Regions from separate parts of the Homo sapiens genome. Here region 2 is linked to region 1. Evidence: chromatin loops called from intact Hi-C (ENCODE). Cell type or tissue: K562. All regions are shown on one strand.

The links. Hi-C counts contacts between places; a loop is a spot of excess contacts. Peaks named below come from ENCODE experiments on the same cell type or tissue, not always from the same donor. Only the 100,000 strongest peaks of a DNase experiment are listed, where the experiment ranks them.
Region 2: it touches region 1 in a loop (3-fold over the local background); 2 of 110 quality-filtered maps call a loop at or near these places.

Annotation. Positions count from the first base shown.
Region 1 is chr2:12,168,202-12,170,701 of GRCh38, forward strand. All of the region lies in intron 3 of MIR3681HG (MIR3681 host gene), which reads left to right. Among named protein-coding and RNA genes, the nearest start is that of MIR3681, 30 kb to the right of the region's middle. In K562, no CTCF peak of the experiment used is centred here; a DNase peak (open chromatin) is centred at 1,000.
Region 2 is chr2:11,957,470-11,959,969 of GRCh38, forward strand. No RefSeq gene overlaps it. Among named protein-coding and RNA genes, the nearest start is that of MIR3681HG, 48 kb to the right of the region's middle. In K562, a CTCF peak has its summit at 1,149; no DNase peak of the experiment used is centred here.

The DNA.
Region 1 (2,500 bases):
ACGTCAGGTGGAAAAGCAGATGACTGAACAGGCATTCCAGGAGAAGGAATGGTGTGAGCGGCGCCATCCTGGAAAGCTGAAACCCCAAGGTGAGATTTTACTGAGAATCTGAGAACACTTGTGTCTATTTCTTTTGAGGGACATATTCTAAAACTGCAAGGTGGATAGGAAAATAGAGCCAGCAGGAAATTAACGCAGTAATAGCAGCATACTGGCCCTGAGCAAAATGAGAGCACAGCTATCTTCTGAAGAGCTGAACCATGTCAATTCACCTGGTGCCTAGGGCACTTCTGACTTTGGAAATCCTGTTGACATTGATCAAGCTGAACCAGCCTAGCCTGAACATGATGACAGCCACTACTCAGCCTGTGCTCTTCTCAGCCTGGACTGGAGCTGCACGAGCTCTGCCTGACCACTTCACGTGGTCTCTGGGAAAGTCAGATCCGAAGGAAAGAAGGCCACAGGGGGCCCAGAGAGAAGAAGGTGAACTTTAGGCCCTGGCTGGATCCGATTCGGAGTTGAACAGATTAAGTTCCAAGATTAGAACCAGACTGTCCTGACTGTACAGGTGTAGGGAAGTCACCTTAAGCTTTGCATGTTAAATTGCAGTCTCTTTATCTCTAAAATGGAGATGATGATTCTGCCTTCAAGGTTTGATGTCAGGATAAGAGGAAGTAACACAGGAAAAACAACTAGCAAGGGGCCTAGTCAATGGGAGGTGCTGGAAAACATTAGTTTCCATTGCCACTGTGGAATAGTTAGAATGAGGCAATCATATAGAAAAATAATTAGACTCTTTCCTATCCTCAAAATACTCAAGTTCTCTGAAAATGCAATGTGATTATTTTTAATCAGCTGATTGGGATCCAGGATGACTTCATAGTCTTGTGAACCTAATTGAAACACATCCAGCTCTTATTGCTGTGAATTGGAGAACTGCAGGCTGCTCTGAACTCACAGTGACCCCTGTACAAATGACCATTTCATCAACTGCCTGGGGAGGAGGTTCAGAGGCATGAAAGGGAGACACGGGCAAGGACATAAGCTCATTTCCTTCTGGGGCTTGAGGAGTTCGTCAACAACATTTTAGTGATTCAGTAATGAGTTGCTGGTTCCCTAGAGGCGAAACAGGTCTCATGCTTCCCTAGGGAGGCATGAGACTACCAGAAGATAGTTTCCTATCTCGTACATCATCTCTTGATTTTACCATCTGACCTGTTCAGTTTATCTTTGTATGGTTTCCAGCTCCTAATTGCATACCCTGGCATGACCCAGCCACCTCCATTGAGCCCTTCATGGCACATGACTGTACCTTCCGGCTGTTTTCAGGCTGGTGAGAGAGACCCTTTCATATTTATCCTCTTGGTAGCACAGTCTTCTCTGCAGCTGAAGATAGAAGCCAGGGTAGTGATTCTAAGTGACACTTCAGATGTCACTCTTCAGCTACCTGAGATGAAAAATTGGGATTCCTGTTTCATACAAAAGGAGCTTGAAATTGTACCCAGGGTATGGGAAGATGCCAAGATGGTGGCAGCTACTGAATGCTGGGATCTTATAAATAAATAGAGGCTCAGAGAAGTTTCAATGACGCAGCTGGTACGTCAGGGCCAGTCAGAGAGGGACTTAGGTCGGTGTGATCTCACATCCAGTGCCTCTTTGTTCATCTCAGACCCGCTTCTGAGGCCAAACCAGGGCAGTGACAGCAGGAAGGAAGGGGAGGAGTGGTTCCAGAATTCCTTGTGGTATGAGAGGCATGACGTGCCACACAACACGTCTCCTAATGCTGGGTGACTGTGAAAAAGCCTCTAACTATTTTATTGTAAACCCCAGCAAATGCCAGGGCAACCTAATGACTTGGATTCTCCACAAAGAGAAAGCTTTTGGCACTGAGACAAAGACCTTAAATCCTCCTAAAGTTAAAATGAGCCCTAAATTTGCATTTCAGCTCCCTTCTTTGATTCTTTAGTGGTTTAACTTTGAAATGAAACACAAATTTCTTGGGGGATTTTTCTAAACTGGTTGCAAAGACCAGATGACCAGCTTCCCCGGCTCCTGTGTGTTTAGACCCTGTCATCACAGCCTGTGTGTCCGTCCCAGTCCCACTGCAGGGACTCAGGCAAAAATAGTAAGTGAGGTCAGACCTCAAAGGAAAAAAAAGCCCTTGTTATCTAAACAGAAGGAATCAAATCATCTTTTAAGTCTAAGGTTAAGAAATGCCTTACTCCTACTTGGATCTGTGTTTGTGGATGAATTACTTAATCTTTCATTCATTGGTACACGGGCTCAGAATGTCTTCTGCGAGCCGGATGCCAGGGAGGATGAGATGTGGGCCTGGACACAGCAGGTTTGCCGTGAGGCCAGTGGTGCTTGAGCTTCAGGGTACCTCACCACGCTCCTGGCCTCTTCCAAGGCAGAGGGGCCTTGGTGATGTGGCACACGGTCTTAGGATTTTGTAAAACACTTATATGTAACACTTAAACGTAAACACTCCCTCAAAAGA
Region 2 (2,500 bases), 210 kb before region 1:
ATTCTCATCTTCGGTTACTCTAAGGTTGTGAGAAACAGTAAAGAGTTTCCATTGTGAGAGTGACTTGATCTGATTTGTGTCTTAGAGGATTACCTTGCAGTACAGAGGGAGGCTGGAGACAGGTAGGCTGACTAGGTGGTAGCCACAGCCCAGGTGGAAGGTGAGCCCTGACCTGTGCTGCAAAGGAGCAGATGGATGTGGCTGTGTGAAGGAAGTAGAGTGGGCAGGATGGGGTGATCCATGACTCTGGCTGGAAGCCCATGGGTGGGGTCCCTGGGGAGGACTGACATGGGAGAGGAGGAGGAAGGGTGGAGGCTTTTCCAAGATGGAGTGAGACCTCTGGGTTCACACTTCTAGCACACTGCTCTTTCTACTGCCCACCACGGAGGAATGAGGTCTTGGAGGCTTTTAGGATGCTGAGCAGATCCCTTTAGATTTGACAAGGTATGCAATAGGAAGCAAACTTCCAGGGAGCAATTATTTACAGGCGAATCTTGATTTGATAAGGAGCAGAAGACTATCAGTTGCATTTTCTCTGCTATCCCTTTAACTCTCAAGCCCATTCTGATTTTATGGTCCCCTAATTAACTAGACAATTAAACAAATGTAAATAGCCATTTCATTCATGCAGCACCATGCTTTGGTGCTGCCTTTATGTTCAGAGTTCTCATTAGTAGCCCAAGTTATTTCTCATTTACATGCAAGGACTCAATGCTCGGAGAACTGCAAAAAGTAGCTCAATTTCTCACAAAGTTAAATTGATGATGCTGTACCTGAAAATGGTATATATGTATGATTTTATTGTTCCCTCAAACATTATGCTAACAATACCTTCCTGTGATTATGACTGATGATTTGTTAAATGATTTGCATTCATTTAATGCATTTTTGTTAAAGAGTATATCTACTACTTTATTAATACTATCATTTTACTACTATTATCATTTTCCTTTTCACCATTTGTTTTTCTATCTGCTGGGGCCAGGAAAAGAGAGTCAAGGTGATGGCTCCAGAAATTTCATAAGATTCCCCACCTTCCCATTTTGGAAGCCGAAATGACACCTTAGTCAATGGTAGACACCTTAGAAAATGGTAGTGGAAGTACATTTTGAATGCAAGGTTCCAAGTAGAGATCTGAGACTTGTCGACTCTTGGTGGCAGCATGGGCTTCTGTAAAATACACAAACTTTAGAGTTGCAAGAAATGGGTTTAAGTACCAGCTCTGACTTTCATTAGCTGGGTGACCTTGGCCTGTTTCCTACTTTTCTATTGACTTATATGAAAAATGAGGAGGGATTCTACCTTCCTTATTTGTTGGTGTGAGTATAAATGAGACATTCCATGTACAAGTATTTCGTAAAATCCAAAGTGGTCTAAAACATATCACTTCATTTCACATTTATTAATTTTTTTTACTGAATTGATTTTTCTTTCAATCATGTCCTACCTTAGACTGTACTCATTTCTGCGCTATACTCATGTACCACTGGAGGTGTACTTCTATCATTCGTTCATGCCTTCAACAGATATGCATTGGGTATTTGTTATCAGACACTGTGTTAAACACTTAGCCCTCTGTACTGAAATTATTCAAGCATTTTTTGAAGAGACTACTTGCTTTTTGAAGGCAGGGATGCATTTTTCCTATTTTTGAAGGAAAGGAGTATCTGTTTGTTTCTTGAAGTCAAGGAACTCTGTATCCTAGCTCTTTGCAAAGTGTCTGATGTACCATAAATATTTATCGAATTGAACTGAGACCTACATCCCTCTCATGAGCCCATGTCCAGTCTGATTATGTTATATAACAGTAAAGGGAGAGGAAGAGGATTTGAGAAGCCTAGGGACTTAACATGCTTTAACATATTCTTAACATGCTTACATAATCAACGATAGCAACAATATTAGAATATATCTGTTTTTAACAAATGAATTCTCATTCTTTGCAGCATTAGCACTGTGTCCTGTTTGGACCTCTTGCTTCCCTAATCCTTGCCCATTCTCTAGTTTTGTGCTTGTCCCAGCTTCACACCTAGTGAGTGATTTTTCTTTCTATGAAAACTTGTCTCTCCGTTCTGGGGTGGTACCTCCATAGATGCACCACTTGGAATAACCCTGCTTGACTACAGACCTTCCAAGCCCTGTGCCCTGGGCTGGTAAGCAACTTCAGCAAAGTCTCAGCATACAAAATCAATGTGCGAAAATCGCTAGCATTTCTATACACAAACAACAGGCAAACCAAGAACCAAATCATGAATGAACTCTCATTCACAATTGCTACAAAAAGAATAAAATACCTAGGAATACAATTAACAAGGGAAGTGAAGGACCTCTTCAAGGAGAACTATAAACCACTGCTCAAAGAAATCAGAGACACAAACAAATGGAAAAACATTCTATGCTCATGGATAGGAAGCATCAATATTGTGAAAATGGCCATATTGCCCAGAGCAATTTATAGATTTAATGCTATTCCCATTAAACTACCATTGACATTCTTCAC